Linked DNA regions of Homo sapiens: region 1 is linked to region 2. The links are chromatin loops, found by intact Hi-C in ENCODE. Cell type or tissue: IMR-90. All regions are shown on one strand. Each heading gives the region's core, and the rest is flanking DNA. Links, peaks and the distances in the headings are about the cores only. Region 1 holds the start of ANKRD18B (ankyrin repeat domain 18B). Region 2 overlaps UBE2R2-AS1 (UBE2R2 antisense RNA 1).

Region 1 (10,025 bases), core at 578-8,577, 200 kb before region 2:
CCAAAGCAGGATGGAGACATCAGAAGAAAAGGAAAGTGCCAAACAATATCTCTCATAAGTTTACGTCCAAATGTATTTAACAACCTGGATGCAAATTACATCCAACAGTATGTAAAACGATCATACACTACATGTCTCTGGAATTAATACTAGTAATGCAAATTTGGCTTACTATCTAAAACACAACGAACATTGTACATCATATAAATAAAGTAGAAAATCAATAGAATCATGTCAAAAGACATAAAAGAATTTTGGCAAAATCCAACAATAATTCCTGATAACTCACAACAAACATGCAGAAAAAAAATAAGTGACAAAACTAACATAAAGGACAGAAGAGAGTAATTGGAATTATACCATTTTAAGGCTCTTGTCTTTAACAAAAGTGTTAAAATATTAATTCAGGCTGGGCGCGGTGGCTCACGCCTCTGATCCCAGCACTTTGGGAGGCCAAGATGGAGGGATCATGAGGTCAGGAGATCAAGACAATCCTGGCTAACATGGTGAAACCCCGTCTCTACTAAAAATACAAAAAATTAGCCGGGCATGGTGGTGGGCGCCTGTAGTCCCAGCTACTCGGGAGGCTGAGGCAGGAGAATCGCACGAACCCAGGAGGTGGAGCTTGCAGTGAGCCAAGATTGTGCCACTGCACTCCAGCCTGGGCGACAGAGTGAGACTCCATTTCAAAAAAAAAAAAAAAAAATATATATATATATATATATATATGTATATAAATTCAAGGTAGACTGTGATAAAGATACATATTGTAATTTTTTTTTTTTTTTGAGACGGAGTCTCGCTCTGTCACCCAGGCTGGAGTGCAGTGGCGTGATCTCGGCTCACTGCAATCTCCACCTCCTGGGTTCAAGCGATTCTCATGCCTCAGCCTCCCAAGTAGCTGGGATTACAGGAGCACGCCACCACACCTGGATTGGTTTGTATTTTTAGCAGAGACAGGGTTTCACCATATTGGCCAGGGTGGTCTTGAACTTTGGGCCTCATGTGATCTGCAGGCCTCGGCCTCCCAAAGTGCTGGGATTACAGGTGTGAGCCACAATACATCCGGCCTATGTATTGTAATCTTTCAACTAACAATTTAAAAAATTGAAACAAACAGATATAGCTAAAAAGCCAGCAGAAGAGAGAAAACAGAAGACTAAAAAATAATCACACTAAAGAAAGAATCAAGAAAAAAAGAAACAGAGACAGAAAACAGATAGCAACAGGGTACACTTAAATCTAGTCATTTCAACCATTACATTAAATATAAAAGGGCCCAGCCTTCATAGCTCACGCGTGTAACCCCAGCACTCTGGGAGCTGAGGTGGGAAGATGACTTGAGACCAGGAGTTTGAGACCAGCCCTGGCAACATAGTGAGATCCTGTGTCTGCAAAAAAAAAATTTAAATAATAAAAAATTAGCCAGGCACAGTGCCATATCCCTGCGTTCCTAGCTACTCAGGAGGCTGAGGTGAGAGGATCCTTTGACTCTAGGAGTTCAAAGTTGCAATGAGCTATGATCATGCCACTGCAGCCCAGCCTGTGTGACCGAGCCAGACCCTGTTTCTAATACATAAATATAGAAGGACTGGATATCTCAATTTCAAAGTTCAGATTTTCAGATGAGATTAAACAGTAAATAAATAAACAAGACCCAACACTATGCTGCTCACAAGAACCACATTTTAGATACAGACACAACATTTAGGCAAAAGTATAGATGTAAATGTGCCATGCAAATACTAATCCTAAAAGAGTTGGTGTGCCCATATTAATATTAGATAAAGTCTTCAGAACAGGAGTACTGCCAAAGATAAAGGTGTCGAGTCATAATCAAAATAGGCCAGTTCATAAAATTAACAATCTTAAATGGGTGAACCTAGTGAAACTTCAAAATGTGTGAAACAGACATCAACAGAGTAAAGGTGACGATCATCAGATCTGCTTTTCAAGTGTATGTGGAACATTAATCAAGATAGATTAAATACTGGACCATAAAATAATTCTCAATAAATATAAAAGGATTTAAATCATAAATCAAAATTTTGCTCAGAGTTTGTACTCTGAGCAAAATAGGACTACATTAAGTCAATAACAAAAATATATTCAGAAAAACCTTAATATTTGGCAATTGAGCAAATAACTTTTAAATAAAAATGGATATAGGAATAATTCTCAGATCTATATTTAAATTTTTAAATTGTGTTAAAATTTTAAATTTAAGTATATAATTCAGCAGCATTAAGTACATTCCCAGTTTTGTATAACCAGCATCTTCATTTCTATCACAAACAGAAATAAAGTACCCATTAAACAATAACTCAGCCTTGCTCCCTCTCCCCAGTCTCTGGGAAACACTAATCTTCATTCTATTTTCACAAATTTGCCTATTCTAGATATTTCATATCAGTGGAATAATAGAACATCTGTCCTTTCGTGTCTGGCTTACTTCACTCAGCATCATGTTTCCAAGTTTCACCCATGTTGCATGTATCAGAACTTCATCCTCTTTAATGGCTGAATAATATTCTATTATTTATGTATCATATTTTGTGTATCCATTCATTTGTTGATGGACACGGGTTGTCTCTGCCTTTTGGCTATAACAAATAATGCTGCAATTAACTTCGGTGTAAAAATATCTGTTCCAGACCCTGCTGCCAATTTTTTGTGTGTGAATAATGCCTAGGAGTGGAATTTCTGGTTCTCCGTGTGATTCTGTGAGGAACCACCAAATTGTTTTCCACAGCAAGTGCATCATTTTCTATTCCTAGCAGCCAGTTCACGAGGGCTCCAATTTCTCCACCTCCTTAGCAACATTTATTTTCTGTGTCGTTGTTATGAAAGCCTTACTAGTGGATGCAAAGTGGCATCTCATTTTGGTTTTGTCTTGCATTTTATTAATGAATAACAAATAATCGCTTTTGATTACTAATTCAGTCTCCTAGGTTATAGGTCTATTCAGATTTTCTCTTTTTTCTGGAGCCACTTTGGTAGTTTATGTCTTTCTAGTGATTTGTCCATTTCATCCAGGGCACCTAATTTGTTGTTGGACAGTTGTTCACAGTATACTCCTGTAATCCTTTTGTATTTCTGTAAAGTTGGTAGTAATGGCTCTGCTTTCATTTATTATTTTAATAATTAGTCTTCCATCTTTTGCTCAGTCAATATAGTGAAAGGCTTGATCTTTCAAAGAATCTATGTTTATTTATTCTACTGCTCTCCAACCTTTTATTTTATTGATTTATGCTCTAATTATGCTCTTTATTATTTCTTTCCTTCTGCTAGCTTTGGATTTAGTCTTTTTTTGTTTTCTTCCACTGCCTTTAGGTATAGAGTGCGGATATTGATTTGAGATTTTTTCTTAAAATGTAGTTGTTTATATCCATACATTTTCCTTTGAACTCTACTTTCACTGCATTCAATAAGTTTTGGTATGTTTTGTTTTTATTTTAATTTGTCTCAAGATATTTTATAATTTTGCTTGTAATTTATTTTTTCACTCACTGGTAGTTGAAGACTGTATTGTTTAATTTCCACATTTTCATGAATTTTCCAGTTTTCACTTATTTATCTGTTGTTTCTTCCATTGTGGTTGTAAATTATATTTTGTATGATTTCAAACTTTTAAAAATGATTAGGACATATTTTGTGGATGAAGATATGGCCTATCCTAGAGAAAGTTCCACATAACTTGAAAAGAATGTATATTCTGCTGTTGTTGGGATGGACTGTTCTGTATATGTGTATTAGCTCTCAGTGGCTTCTACTGTTGTTTAAGTCTTGTATTTCTCATGAAGCTTCTGTCTGGTTTTTCTATCCATTAATTAAAATGAGGTATTGAAGTGTCCAACTGTGACTATAGAACTGTGGGTTTATCCTTTCAATCCTGTTAATTATTTCAGCTTTACTGAGGTGTAATAGAGAAATAAAAATTGTACATGTGATGCGTTTATATGCACATTCTGAAATGATTACCAAAATGAAGTCAATGAACATGTTAATTACCTCACAGAATAGTTACCTTTTCGTGTGCATGCGTGGGATAAGAAAACTTAACTCTATCCCCTGTGACTGCAGAGTGGCCATTTCAGCTGCTCCAGGCTCAGGCAGAGGAAGACCAGGGCAGGTGGCACCACCAGGGGGGCCCTCAGGCCTGGCGCGCACGCATTCCAGAGGCCACCCAGACCATGCTCCGCTGCCTGGGCGCCCAAGCTGCAGTCGCCCTCTGTGTGCAGGCAGCAGCCTCTAGGCAACTCCTGGGCCCGCCCGCACTCCCCACATCTCGGAAGCAGGGCCAGATGTCCCTGTGGCTGCGGCCGAGCCAGGCGGTCTGCCCTGCAGCAGCTGCACGGGGGCGGGAACCGGCCCTCAGCCCCATCCCCGGTGGCTGCAGAGGGCCCCTGGCTAGAGGTCTCGAGCTCTGGCAGAGGAGGAGCCGGGAGGGGGCAGGGTCTGGCGGGCTCTCAGGCCAGGGGCACCCGCGATCCAGAGGCCGCCCAGGCCATGCTCCACCACCTGGGCGCCCAGCTACAGGCGCCGGGCAACTCCCAAGCTGGCTGGCGCGCCCAGCCTCGCAGAACCGGGGCTAGATGTCGCCGTGGCTGCGGCCAAGCCAGGCGGTCTGCCCGGCGGCGGCTGCACCGGGGCAGGAACCGACCCTCAGCCCCATCCCCGCGGACGGTCCCTGGAGCGGCCCCGATCTCTCTTCGGAGAAGAGGGGCGGGAGTCACGGCCAGGCGGGAAGGGATGCGCGCCTGAGATTCCGGAACGTCCCGCGCCAGCCCAGGAGAACCCGCAAGCCAGCGGCGCCTGAGCCCGAGCTGCAGTCACCCTCTGCGGGCCACGCGAGCTCGAGGGCGCCTTCCGGAGTCCGGGCTGGCGCTGAGCTGTAGGCGCGCGCCTAACCGCTTTACTGGGCTCACTCTATCGAGAGGTCGGAGGCTGCGAGTGTCGCTGCTGAAGGCTGTAGTGGACCGGGCTGGATCGCGGATTCTGAGCTACATCGCGGGTTTGGGGGTGCATCTTGGATTTAGGGGTGGATCGCTGGGTGGGGAGGGGGATCTCGAATTTGGAGCTGGGTGGGGGTGGAAAGGCCACGAGGAGCCGCGGCGTCTCAGGAGCGGGTGGTGGGCATCTGAGAAGTCGCCACCATGAGGAAGCTCCTCAGTTTTGGGAGACGCCTGGGCCAGGCGCTCCTGAGCTCCATGGACCAAGAGTATGCGGGTCGGGGGTACCACATTCGGGACTGGGAACTGCGGAAGATCCACAGGGCGGCCATCAAGGGCGACGCCGCAGAGGTGGAGCACTGCCTGACGCGCAGGTTCCGGGACTTGGACGTCCGCGACAGAAAAGACAGGTAGCGGGGGCTCAGCCCTCGGTGGGAGGGGGCCCCCAGGCCCGGTTTCCCCGCACCGCCTGAGGCGGGGTCGTCGGAGTTCGCCGGGACCCTGGGAGCCGCGGAGCCAAATGGAGCCTCAGCTGCTTTCCATCGCTGGGAATTTCCCGCCTGTAGCGCTTGGTGGATAATTGGAGTGATTTAACTCACAAAGTTAAGCATATCTACGTTTAAAACATGGAGCCATATACATGATAGGGAGGTGCCTAATGAGAACTCATTCCCATGTCAAAAATACCATGAGCCATTTTCAGTAGGCGAAGAGTTCTCAGATAAAACCCTGTGTCGGTTTTACATCCAAATCCACCTAGGTAGATAGGTTCTTTACTGGGGCTTCTTAGAGGGACACTTGGAAGTGGGAGGTGGGTTCCTTGAATGAGAAGACTCAGTTTTCTCAAAATGTGAGCTCTTAATATGTTTATCAGTTTTACATAAACCGAATGAAAATATCAAGGTTTTATCATTTTTGCATGACACTTGCTGTCTGTCTTACCATTGTGATGACATTTTAAAATGTTTATGATGGAGTGAAAAACGACTTGCTCCTCTAGATATCAAAACGTGCTATTAATTCCCACAATTAATTATTTACTAACAGCTACAAACACATATAAATAAATGGAACAGAATAGGAAATCCAAAAACACTGAAATATATGTAAGATATATACATAGGGATTGATAATGGTAACATTTCAGATGAGTAGGAAAGGACGAGTTATTAATAAAATGCCTGCTGTGTGAAGAAAACTAATGAAATTTTATGTCACAAAAATGAGTTCCTGATGGAATACAGACTGAAATTTTTACATATGCAAAATTAGAAAAATACCAGAAGAAAACACAAAGACTTATTTATACAGGTACATTTTACGTTAACAGTGGCCTTCCTAAGAATGACCTCACAAGCAGGCATTCTGAAGGTTGATTTAGCAAACTAAAATTAAAATCCCCTGTGTATCAGAAAAAAATTAACAAAAGATAACACACTTGAAAAATATTTACTATATATATTTTTACTAATATATAAAAATATATATTCAGATGAAAAGTGTATCTTCATCCTACAGGGAATTTATTCTTTATTAAATATAATATATATATTACTGATTATATGTATAACAAATTGTATATATTAGTAACATAATGTTATATATATCAGTTATACATATATACAGATAAAAAGCACATCTTTATTTTACAGGGAATTCTTTCCAATCAAATCCACAAGAAAAGAACTCTAACAGTGAGCAAAGTACTTTTTGCAGATCCACAAGTTACTTATTTACATAGGAAAAAATCCTTAGTGTTTCTCCTAAGAGAATTTAAGTTAAAAGAGGAATGAGACTGTTTTCTATCCACAGTGTTTGTGAGAATAAAGAGCAGTGGCACTTACACTGCTGCTTGAAGTGTAAGTTGCTGATGACTTTTCAAGTGGATAATTTGGAGATAATTACCACATTTTAAAAATGTATATGCCCTTTACCCATCAACTCCATTGTATTAAAATACCTTCAGAAAATACAGATACATGCACTTTTTTTCCCCAGCATTTATGTTAACAAGAACCCATAGAATGGGTATGTGGCCATTGAAGGTGGCAATAGGTGGAGAAGTATGTTGATATGTGAAGATGCATTTTGTTACAGCCAGTGAGGAAAAACAAATCAGTTTGCTTGCACATACACACAAACATACTATGGTCTTGTGTTAGGCAAAACTATGCACAAAATAGGATAAAATTTGTAACTTCTGAGCATTTGTATTTTAAAGTTTTTTGTTCCTTTTTCTTACCTTTGATTTCTGAAGTGAGCATTTATAAAATTTCTAGTAAAAATTTATTATTAATGGAATAAATTTTGGGAAGAGAGAAATGTGAATCTTGTACAGATAAAAATAATTTCTCACTATTTTTTATCATTATTGTGAGGGTTGTTATCTTGTTTGAACTTTTAGCTTCTTCAGAAGTAAAAAGGGAATCTTTTTATCTGTGCTTGCAGATTTTATGTATATACTTTATTATGTATATATGTTTTTCTTATGTATAGATTCATTACATATAGGCAAACTGATAGATTAATCATTTCATTATAGTTGTCTTATCAAAATAACAAATAGCAAATATTATTACTATCACAAAAATATTGGTTTATAGAAGTTGTATTTAAAAATTTTGAGCTCCCCAACTGTATTCTATCAATCCATTTATTCATCAAACATAACCTGAATATGTTATGTAGCAGACATTTTGCACTATCTCTCAGGATGCTTCCATACTTAAAAACTTTATGTTTACCTGTTCTGCCTGAGCAAGATGAGAGATTTAAAATGGGAATAGTAGGACTTAATCTCATTGAAGCTTTTTCTCCCACCTTTCAAGCAAAAGCATTTCTGAAGGTAGAAAACAATAAGAGATAACCTTTAACTGCCCTTTTGAAAATTTATCAGTCTTAAATACTAATATTAATCATTGGAAAGTCTGATTTGCATATATTCTGTAAATCTTAAGTGTTGACTAAAATGAGCCATACCTATTCATCTCAATCATGAGTTTCCTTTAGCTTCATGTTTCTTTTTTTGTTTGTTTGTTTGTTTGTTTTCTTTTTGCGACAGAGTCTCACTCTGTCGCCTAGGCTGGAGTGCAGTGGCGTGATCTCAGCTCACTGCAACCTCTGCTGCCAAGGTTCAAGCGATTATCCTGCCTCAGCCTCCCGAGTAGCTGGGATTACAGGTGCCTGCCACCACGCCCAGCTAATTTTTGTAGTTTTAGTAGAGACAGAGTTTCACCATGTTGGTCAGGCTGGTCTTGAACTCCTGACCTAGAGATCCACCCGCCTTGGCCTCCCAAAATGCTGGGATTACAGGCGTGAGCCACCGCGCCCGGCCAGCTGCATGTTTTTAAAAATCAAAGTAAGAAGTAATTTGTTTAAAAAATATGTTGTTATTTCAGTGCTCTTTCCCCATGGTACTTTTAGGAATTAAAATGTATTTAAGTGTCAGTTAGATGCCTAGAACGGCCCTAGACCTGCTGTGTATACAGTATTCTACTTAATGTAAGGCCTCATGGATTGTGTGATATCCTACTATTTTCTACATTAATGAGATGATTTTTAAATGCTACCAATTATAGTTATAAAAAATTATGAATTGTAAATACCGCTCCAATATGAGATATGCTAAAATGTGACCTAATCTTTAAATCATCCTGCAAAATAGCAATAATTGTATCATTTTACTTAATTAAAATGTTTTTGTTAAATAGTAGTAATATAATTATAACGTCTGGCTGGGTGCGTGGCTCACACCTGTCATTCTAGAACTTTGGAAGGCTGAGGTGGGAAGTTCCCATGATGCTAGGAGTTTGAGACCAGCCTGGGCAACAAGGTGACATTCCTACTCTACAAAAAAAATTTAAAAATTAGCTGATCATGCTGGTGCACTCCTGTGGTCCCAGCTATTCAGGAGGCTGGGGCAGGAGGTTTGTTTGAGCCTACAAGTGCCAGGCTGCAGTGAGGCATAAATACACCATTGCACTCCAGCCTGGGCAAGAGAGCAAGACCCTGTCTCAACAAACAAAAGTCTAACAGTTATTGAGTTGTTGCTTGTTCTGGAAACAGTTCTAAATGCTTTATGAAGATTTTCATTTAAGCATCACAGTGGTGTCCTGTGAGCTAGCTGCTGTTGTCATCTTTATTAATGAGGAAATTCAGGCACAGAAAGGCTAAGCAATAGCTGGTAGGTGACCGAGTTCAAAGTAGAACTCAAGCCCTAGTTAAGCTGAATCCAAACACCAAGCTCATTCTATCCAAATAGGCTGCTGTTTCATTAAGGTAGGGAGCAGTAAGAGCTAATAAATATTGTACTTTCTTCAAAAGAAAATTATTTGTTTTGAAGGCAGAGGAATAATGCCATTCAATGTTTACAATGACATGAACCATTGTAGGTTTTGAGATATTGCACTACATTTCCTGAAAACCCCTCTCGCTCTCCTAGGACTGTTCTACATTTGGCCTGTGCCCATGGCCGTGTGCAAGTGGTCACTCTCTTGCTGGACAGAAAATGCCAGATCAACATCTGTGACAGACTAAACAGGACACCTTTAATGAAGGTATATAGTAGCCAACTCAGCATGAAATGGATTTGATTTAAATACATAGAATTAAAATGAATTTGTCTCATTTAAATATAGCTAGTTGGTGAAACCTGTGGAATATGTATTTTGAATTCTTAGAATTTATAGTCTAGTTTTTTATCTAACACTAATAGGCTGTACACTGCCAGGAAGAGGCTTGTGCCATTATTCTCCTGAAACGTGGCGCCAATCCAAACATTAAGGATATCTACGGCAACACTGCTCTCCATTATGCCGTGTATAATGAGGGGACTTCACTGGCAGAAAGACTGCTTTCCCACCATGCAAATATTGAAGCACTAAACAAGGTACAGATCAATCAACTTTCTTTTCAAAATGTTTGTTTTAATATTGACATAGGTAAGAGTCAATTTTTCATATTTGGAACTCAAGTATTCCTGAATGAAAATGTTTTGAAATAACTTAATTGTCTAAAATTTTACTTTAAATGTTGATACTTTTAAAGGAGCATTAGAGGGCACAGCTATTTTAG
Region 2 (10,025 bases), core at 1,283-9,282:
CGATCTCAGTTCACTGCAACCTGTGCCTCCTGGGTTCAAGTGATTCTTCTGCCTCAGCCTCCCAAGTAGCTGGGACTACAGGTGCATGCCACCATGGCAGGCTAATTTTTGTATTTTTAGTGAGGGTGGAGATTGGGAGGAGGGTGAGAATTGAAAAGCTAACTGTCGGGTACTATGTTTATTACATGGGCAATGAAATAATCCATACACCAAACCCCCATGACAAATAATTTACTCATATAATAAACCTGAACAGGTACCCCCCTGAACCTAAAATAAAAGTTGGGGGTAAAAAGAAGCTGGAGAGAAGAGAGCCTCCCTTCCTGAGGATAATAGCCTTCGTGTATGCCAGACACTGTTATAAGCATTTTACACATTATGGCTCATTTAGTGCTGAACCTGTATATAGGATGTAGGTTGACAAAACTGAGGCACGGAAAGCATAAGTAACTTGCTAAGGGTAAGAAAGATTGTAAGAATAGAAGCAAACACTACTGAAGGGAAGACAACAGCACTCAGACACATTGAGATGAGAACCAAGTAACATTGATTTACAGAATATACAGGCAAATGGGATGCGCTGATAGAGCTCCTTTTATTAAAAATTCTGCAGGAATAAAAGAAAATTCATGGCAACTATGCAGAGAGCTTAACACAAAAAAGAAGAGGAAATATAGTATAAATGGGAAAGTGAAAAATCCATCCTGAAATCTAATATAAGCCTAAGAAACAGAGAAAAAAATCTAAGACAAGTATTTTGTATCTAGAAAAAAACAAAGAAAACATATTCATTGAAACAAAAATAAATAAATACTTAGATGAGACAATAAAATAAGATGGAAAAATGGTAGTTACAAAGCTAAGGAAAAATTGCAGATCAAAACAGCAATTACAGAGTTAAGTAAATTTGAAAGAGCAAGAAACAAAATTAACATAGTCAAATATTAAATTCATCACTTTCAAAAAAGCTTGAGATAATCATAGAAGGTGTGTAGGGAAAAGACAATAAAGTCGAAATGGTTAGGATGAAGATTAAGCTATGAGGGATAGATAATGATCTACCCATGGGTCCTTGTTTCCCCAAAAGAAAGACTACAGTGCATGAAATACAAAAAATATCTACCAATATAAAAGAAAAGAAAGAGCTGGCTAGGAAATTGAAAGGGCTCCCTGGATTCTGGAAAGAAGTGACAGTGCTGGCTCAACTCTGAGACATACTTGATGAATTTACTACACTTCAAAGTAAAAGAAAATAGTCTCATGTATTCAAGAACAAAAAGCAATCCACTTACAATGGTGGGGTAGGGCTGGGAGAGGACCCTGAGAATCAGGCAGCATTTGATGCAAGAAAATAGTAAAACAGTGTCCACAAAGTTCGGAGGAAAAGAAAGTGGAACACAACAATTTCCTACCATACAAGTTCTTGTTAAATCAGATGCAGTAGTCAAACATATAAACACTAGAGAACATAAAACCCGTGAGCCCTTCTTGTAAACGAAAATAAAACAAACTGACCCAAGAGATGAATCGAAGTAGATTTCAGAAATTGATTGGTGTTGGCATCAGAATTCTTCTCATAGAGGGAATTTTCCTTAGAAAAAAGAAGCTTTCATAAGCTTCTGGGGGTAGTACAGAATTCCATACCTTCAGACTTTTCCATATCTGTATATTATTCCTTCTGTTATTTAGTTAATACGTTTCTTTAAACTCACTTTTTAATTTAGATTCATATGTTTATGAAGGAATCTTGCAATCATAAGCCGAAAAGAAAAATTGGCATCACTTACGGTAAATAGAAGGTAGCCAAGCATAAAAATAAATTCGATGAAACAAAAACAACGTTATTAATATAACCAGATATCATTGCCAGCTTTAAGAGGGCCAAAGCTGAAGCTTGCTTTCTCTTTCATAAAAAGAGAGTTTGGTAGGTGTTAGATGTTATGTGCTTATTCTCACCAAACAGACTGTCTTTGACTAATTCATCTTACTACTAAATAGAGTGTATTAGTGCGATTCAATGAAATTTAATGCTGTGTTCTTGCATCACCTTAAATCTCACTTTGGGTGCTATGAGTGGAATTTTTGTGTGTCTTTTCCCTCCTGCAAATTCATCTGTTAAAACCATAACTGCTAATGTGATGGTGTTAGGATGTAGGATGTTTGGGAGGTGATTAGGGAGCAAGAGCGGAGCCCTCACGAGTGGGAGTCATGCCCTCATGAAGAGATTTTGGAGGCTAGCTGAGAGAGACAGAGCTGGACATACTGGCTCGATGGAGCTCTGGGTGTTGCTCCCACAACAGCAACAGCACAGAGCGCTGAACACACACCCCACAGTTCACCATCCATGGCCAGGAGACCATTCAAAACGTGATTGCTGGTTGTCAACTCCAAGAACTAACAGGAGTGAAAACTCACACACACACCCAAGAATGCAGACTCTGCCTGGCACACAGGGAAGTCTGCCCTCGTGCCTGGGGTTCCTTCCTCTGTGGGCTTCCTATCTTCAGAGCCTTGGCTCTCCCTTCCCCTGAGGGATTACTCACCACTTCCCTAACACTGCTGGGCTGCCCTGCTTTGCTGCCATGGAGTCCAGTCATCAGGCAGATTCATTCACATCTAGGCGCCTGAGTGGTACTGGCCACCACGTAATGGAGTGGACATCAAACCGAGAAGTGGGCAACCTGGAATTGGGTGCCAGTCCTAGAGTCCCTCATCAGCCAAAAGAAAATTATCTCGCGAGTGCCTACCTTCCAGAAGTGTCACGGGGAGACCATCAGGTGTGTACCAGAAGCACTTCCTACATTGCAAAGCAGCAAAGAAAGGCAGCCTCTATAGTGGTCTGTAAAGAGTGCCTTGCAGAGAGGACACAGCCTGGCTGATGAGTTTCCAGCAGTAGAGCGTTAGGTGTGATTGAATCTTGGAGAGGAAGAGACTTGGTTCTGTTGAACCTGCTCCATGTTACTCAAAGCACACACCACACACTCTGCCAACAGGTAAAGCTTCGGATGCTACCTGCTGTGTTCTGTCCTCTCCCAGCTGAGCCAGGCCCTGGGAGCCCCCTCCAGGAGCTCCGGGCAAGCAGCCCCTCATGGTCCATGGTGGAACTGCACCCTCAGCACTGGTGAGGGTGTCGCAGGAGCCTGCGAGGAAGGTGGGGTCTCAGTGCTTTTGCACAGGGCGAGTGGAGCTGGAAATGCAGCCCCCAGTGGTTTCAGTTATTCCAGGTATGACTTTTCTCTCTCATCTTGCACCTTCGGACTCTAATTTCCTGTGAGCAATGTGCTGGGAAAACTGGCAGCGGCTCTCTGGCAACCGTGGGGGAAAGAAGCAAAGTGGGGCAGAAGCGGAAGCCAGGGGCAGGGGCTGGGTCGGTCCAGCCAGCCCGCTAGGGCTCCCATGTAGCAGAGATTCCACTGAGAGGAAGCCGGGGCTGGCCCGGCCGGGAGACTCCCTCCATGCCCCGTGTGTGGAGTGTCGGGGCACCCTATATCCTCAAGGTGGCCTTGACCTCTGGAGACAGGTGTTGGCTCCTTGAGTCACCAACAGCAGGGACCAGACTGGGAGGTGTTTTTGGGCGGGAAGGGCTGGGCCAGGCCAGGCTCCAGCAGGCCCCCTTGTGGTCAGAGGGACTGCCTGCAGGATGATGGGCTTGGGGACCAAGGCAGCCACTCCCCACATGGGAGTTGGACCCAGGCTTGAAGGACACACCGTCACATCGATGTCACTCTCTTGGGAGGCCTCCTTGTGACACAAGATGTCCTGGCCCCGGTGTTTTTCTTCACCATATTCCTCCCAACTGTAATTGTGTAGTTCCTGGGGTGCTTATCTCTCAATGTCCATCTCTGTGAAAAAAGCCGTGACCCTCCGGGATAAGGTCTGTTCGTGAGACTCACTTTGTGGAAAGGACATATGAAAGTCTCAGGACTCTACCTAAGAGCTAGGATCCAGCTCAGGTCCCAGCTCCACTGCACCAATGCCCCTCGGTCCGAGGAGAGACTGAGATCTCTGTAAACAGCAGAGATCAGTAATACAGGCTTTGCCCTGCTGAAACTTCCCTCTGAAAGGAAGCATAATGCTTTCAGCCAAGTGCCTGCCCAGAGCTCTAAATAGATAACAGTTTAGAAGGGGGGTGTGATCACCAAGGGTACAGATGGGCTTCACAGAGCCCATAACCCCCACCAAAATTGAATGCCAATGTGTATAGGTGTGTGCCTAGGTGCATTTTCCTCAGGAAAGGTCCAAAGCTTTCATAGGATTCTCAAATGGATCTAGATCACATAGAGAGAGGAGAGGGGGTTGTCAGCAGGAGCAGCCCAGGAGACACTCAGTGAGAATACGCAAGGGTCTGCACCTGTCAGACTTTGGTCTGCATAATTATATGCATAATTTGCATATAATTTGGTATGCAAGATTGCAATGCGATTAAGCTATCTTGCAGTATCTTAAAGAAACTCTGGTAAAGGGTACCCTAGATACTAGTAAAATGAATTAGCTGTGCACATATGTGGAGGAGATTGTAACTGGGGTGGAAGTAAGACTTCACTGTATACCTTTCTGTGTGAATTGATTTTTGAGCCAATGTAATGCCTATTCTAAAACAAAATATAGCACTTCATATAAAGGGCAAAATTAAAACATAATGGAAAAACTACCAAAACCCAATGAGGAAGTCATTGTTCCAATGCCCAAGTTGGGGTGGAGTGAAGCAGAGAACATTCTCCACCACTTTGCAGGTGTGGAGGAATATGGCTGGACGGAATTCGCAGAAGAGCACAGCTCCCGTGGACTCTGTCCTTCCAGAGCCTCTCAACCCTTGTCAGCCTGGGAAGGGGGCCTGAACCAGTGAACCAGAGCCTCTCAAATGTCAGCCTGAGTAATTTTTTGCCTCTAAGTATTCTTTTGTGGCTTCTTCTGAGAAGGTTCACAAATTTTCCTTTTCTTTACAGACATCTCACAAATCCTTAAGGAGGAGGCTGTGTCCCTAGAGTCCTGTAGTCGAGACATTTGAGAATTTGGGACCCAGTTGGAAGTGGTTGCGTATTTCCATTGTGTGGGAATATGTAAAAGGCCCAAGCCTCACCAAGAAGGGAAGACCAGGCTGCTCTCATCTCAAGGGCCAGTTGCTTCACACACCGGAGTGGGCCTAATGTTCAAGGAGCTTCTTTCTCCATTTCTCCCCACAGTGCTTAACGTCTCAGGCCACGGGCTGCCAGCACTCACCTGCCGAGGCCGCCCTGCGGCCTCCCTGTTCTGAGGCCCCTGCCTCTCCCTGATGAAACTTCCTCCGTGCTAACTTGGCAAGAAAAGGCAAACGCTGCTGTGCTTCCCTTTGCCCTTGAAAAGAATGAGGTTTAGGGGAGGCTCTGCACAGTCCTGTGCTGTCCGGGATAGCTGAGCAGAAGCTGTTGAAGCCGGCCTGCTGGACTGAGCTTGGTCCAGCAGCCTATCCACGTGAGAGCCCTGGCTATCTGGAGGCACAGGGAGCTGCTGGGCCTGCAGCGTCCCACCTGGAGGGAAAGAACGCACCGCCAAGGAGGCGTGGGCCCTGCAGCCCGTGCTGGGCCGCGAATCTGGTAGCCACGCTTCTCCGGCGGAACGCGGCGCCCCCTGGCGGCAGAACGCTTGTGGCCGCCGTTACACTCGTGTGGAAACAGCGCCATCTGCCGAATGCTCCATCTCATTGCTGATTGGCCCACACAGACTTTGTAAGGATTTTTCCTTCTGCTTGCTTAAATCAGGCCATATTGAGCCTATTCAAAGTGTACTTCTGAAATGAAAAAAGAAAGTGACTGTACAAGATGTTTTGCTCACTGGAAAAACGAGGATGAATGGAAAATGGGTAGCGATTATCTGAATAATATGTGCTTCCTGTCTGTAGTGAGGTGTGAACATGGTGGGGCCGCACATTGCAGAGGAAAACGCATGCATTTTGGAGTCAGGCAACTGCGATCAAATTCTTACTAGCTTTGTGAGCTAGGAAAGTTACTTAGCATTTCCAAGCCTCATTTGTCCTTATCTGTAAAGTAGAAGTACATTTACCTTGCAGCATTGTAGCAAAAGTTAAATAAAACAATGTGCATAAAATGAAAATTAAATGTGTATGAAGTAAGATAATATATATAATAGGTAGACTTTAAAGTATAACATAAAAATATCACATAGCCATTTTTTTCTAATTGTTAGAATTGTGAAATATTCCTGAAATGGATTTATCAAATGAGAAGACAGAATCTCTCTGAGGTATTTTTAAATTTTCTCTAGAATGGTTGATTCTGACCTTTCTGTAAAAGACGATCTATTTCTGGGCACAGATCCTAGAAACAGAATTCTGCCAAAGTGAGACTCCACTAACATTTATTGAATGTCTGCCGCATGCTACACACTTTCAAAGATGCTCTTTCATTATCGCCAGTAAAATCTGAAGCTTCAGGATCTATTCCTCTTCCCAGCAGAAAGTTTTGCCAGGAATATCAGAACCTCTTTTTTACAGCCTCTCAAGTACTTTCAAGATTATTCAGAAAAGCCCAAAACTTTGAACAACCCAAATGCCAATTAACAGGAGAATCAACGATACTACATCCATACAATGAAATATTACTGGGCAATGAAAAAGACAAACAACCAGATAAACATCATAGGAGGGACTCTCAAATCTGAGGCAAAAATAGTCAGGCCAAAAAATATACTGTATTTGCATGAAGTTCTAGAATATGAAAATCTAATTGATGGTGGTAGAAATCAGAATCGTTGTCCGCACAGGATAGGCGTGGGGATTGACTGCAGAGGGGCACTAGGGAACTTGTGGGGTGATGGACATGTCCTGAATGTTGATCTGGGTGCTGATTGCACAGTTATGTACAGGCAGTGGTGTGCTGAAGCCCGCTGGCACCATCAAGAGAGTGGACTGTTAATTTTTCAGGATGTCTGCAAGCCAGTCAACATCACATTGATAGCTTGGAATCCACCACGGTGGAAATATTTATACTCCAGAAATTGGCAAACACTACAAAGCAGGGCTTTTTTATCCCACCAGAGAGCCAGTTGTAAAACATGTATGAACACACCACTGTATACATTTGCCAAAGCTCATTGAATTATATATTTCAGATCTATGCATTATATTGTATGGAAATTATATTTCAAAAATGGGGGTGAATAAAAGCTCTCTGCTATCAGAGTGTGCAGAGCACAGCTGGAGGCCCATGCTGAGCAGCTGGGGAGAAAGGTTGGAATCAGTCATTTCTGGGATGGAAAAGCAAAATTTAAGAAGTCTTTCTCAGTCATAATGGATCTAAAGCAAGAAAGCAGATCAAAATACATAAGCCTCAGAATTGAGGCACAATACTGGGTCAGCATTTTGATAATGGCTGCATAGATTACAGATCATCAGCCTCACCTTAGCAAGGAGGAACTGGAGGCCCATATCAGAATCCAATGTTCATCTTCTATAATTTTATTAATTTTATTCTTTAAATCATCAGACAGGCCAGGCACAGTGGCTCACACACTTTGGAGGCTGAGACAGGTGGATCACTTGAGCCCGGAAGTTTGAGACCAGCTTAGGCAACATGGTGAAACCCTATCTCTACAAAATACAAAAAATTAGCCAGGCGTGGTGGCACATGACTGTAGTCCCAGTTATTCAGGAGGCAGAGGTGGGAGAATCACCTGAGCCCAGGAGCTCGAGGCTGCAGGGAGCCATGATCGTGCCACTGCACTCCAGCTTGGATAACAGAATGAGACCCTATCAAAAAAAAAATATATATATATATATATATATATACACACACAAAAATTTATTTTTTTGGTGTACAGTTCTATAATTTTAACATATGTATAGATTCACATAAGCACTGCCACAATCAGGATTCAAAATAGTGCCATCACACCCCCAAAAACTCCCTCATGTTTTCCCTTTATAATCACAGCCTCTCCCACTCGTAACTCCTGACAACCACAGGTCTATCCTTCATCAGTATTTTATCTTCTCAAAAATGAGAAATACAGTACGTAAACTTCTGAGACTACTTCCTTCCCCCACCCTCCAGCATCATGCCTTGGAAAGTGCTCAGTTGCTGCATGTGTAAATAGTTCATTCCTTTCTACTGCTGAGTAGTATTTCATTGTATGGATATACCACAACTTCTTTATGCATTTACCTGTTCATTCACCTGTTGAAGGACATTTGCTTGGAGCAATTATGAATAAAACATCAAATAATCATAGAATTATCAATAGAACATTTATACACAGGTTTTTATGTGAGCATTAAGTTTTCATTTCTCTAGGAAGTGGGGTTTCTGGGTTATAAGACAAATACATGTTAACTTTGTAAGAAACTGCCAAACTTTTCCAGACTGGCTATACCATTTTTTATTCCCACTCACAATGTATAAGAATGGAAATAGAGCTTTGGGAAGCCGAGGCAGGCAGATCACAAGATCAGGAGATTGAGACCATCCTGGCTAACATGATGAAACCCCGTCTCTACTAAAAACACGAAAAATTAGCCAGGCACAGTGGCGGGTGTCTATAGTCCCAACTACTCAGGAGGCTGAGGCAGGAGAATGGCATGAACCTAGGAGGTGGAGCTTGCAGTGAGCCGAGATCACACCACTGCACTCCAGCCTGGGGGACAGAGCAAGACTCAGTCTCAAAAAGAAAAAAAAAAAAAAAGAATTGCAATAGAGAGAAGAATCAAATAGATGCAATAAAAAATGATATAGGGGATATCACCACTGATCCCACAGAAACACAAACTACCATCAGAGAATACTATAAACATTTCTATGCAAATAAACTCAGAAATCTAGAAGAAATGGATAAATTCCTGGACACATACACCCTCCCAAGTCTAAACCAGGAAGAAGTCAAATCCCTGAATAAACCAATAACAAGTTCTGAAATTGAGGCAGTAATTAATAGTCTACCAACCAAAAAAAGGCCAGGACCACACAGATTCACAGCTAAATTCTACCAGAGGTACAAAGAGGAGCTGGTACCATTCTTTCTGAAACTCTTCCAAACAACAGAAAAAGAGAGAATCCTCCCTAACTCATTGTATGAGGCCAGCATCATCCCAATGCCAAAACCTGGCAGAGACACAACAAAAAAAGAAAATTTCAGGCCAACATCCCTGATGAACATCCATGAGAAAATCCTCAGTAAAATACTGGCAAACTGAAACCAGCAGCATCAAAAACCTTATCACCATGATCAAGTCAGCTTCATCCCTGGGATGCAAGGCTGGTTCAACATATGCAAATCAATAAAGGTAATCCATCACATAAACAGAACCAATGACAAAACCACATGATTATCTCAATAGATGCAGAAAAGGCCTTCGACAAAATTCAACACCCTTCATGCTAAAAACTCTCAATAAACTAGGTTATCGATGGAACGTATCTCAAAATAATAAGAGCTATTTATGACAAACCCACAGCCAATATTATACTGAATGGGCAAAAACTGGAAGCATTCCCTTGAAAACCAGCACAAGACACGGATGCCCTCTCTCACCACTCCTATTCAACATAGTGTTGGAAGTTCTGGCCAGGGAAATCATGCAGGAGAAAGAAATAAAGGGTATTCAAATAAGAAGAGAGGAAATAAAATCATCTGTATTTGCAGATGACATGATTTTGATTTTATATTTAGAAAACCCCTTCATCTCAGCCCAAAATCTCCTTAAACTGATAAGCAACTTCAGCAAAGTATCAGGATACAAAATCAATGTGCAAAAATCACAAGCATTCCTATACACCAATAACAGACAAACAGAGAGCCAAATCATGAGTGAACTCCCATTCACAATTACTACAAATAAAATAAAATACCTAGGAATACAACTTACAAGGGATGTGAAGGACCTCTTCAAGGAGAACTACAAACCACTGTTCAAGGAAATAAGAGAGGACACAAGCAAATGGAAAAACATTCCATGCTCATGGGTAGGAAGAATCAGTATTGTCAAAGTGGCCATACTGCCCAAAGTAATTTATAGATTCAATCTATCTCCATCA

The links. Peaks named below come from ENCODE experiments on the same cell type or tissue, not always from the same donor. Only the 100,000 strongest peaks of a DNase experiment are listed, where the experiment ranks them.
Region 1: a loop joins it to region 2, with 6 times the contacts of the local background. A loop is called at or near these places in 5 of 110 quality-filtered maps.

What each region holds. Positions count from the first base shown.
Region 1 is chr9:33,519,334-33,529,358 of GRCh38, forward strand. It overlaps ANKRD18B (ankyrin repeat domain 18B), which reads left to right and starts at 4,918. Exons shown (of 19, transcript NM_001393611.1): 1 at 4,918-5,362; 2 at 9,394-9,508; 3 at 9,667-9,840. The coding sequence starts at 5,157. RefSeq lists an enhancer at 4,285-4,334. In IMR-90, for the core only: CTCF peaks have their summits at 4,165 and 4,866; a DNase peak (open chromatin) is centred at 4,878; H3K4me3 peaks cover 1,843 bases; H3K27ac peaks cover 1,370 bases.
Region 2 is chr9:33,716,645-33,726,669 of GRCh38, forward strand. It overlaps UBE2R2-AS1 (UBE2R2 antisense RNA 1), which reads right to left. Exons shown (of 5, transcript NR_170204.1): 5 at 7,441-7,744. Among named protein-coding and RNA genes, the nearest start is that of PTENP1-AS, 44 kb to the left of the region's middle. RefSeq lists enhancers at 3,450-3,539, 4,865-5,366, 5,367-5,866. In IMR-90, for the core only: CTCF peaks have their summits at 3,091, 3,621 (motif pointing left) and 5,659 (motif pointing left); a DNase peak (open chromatin) is centred at 5,657; H3K27me3 peaks cover 994 bases.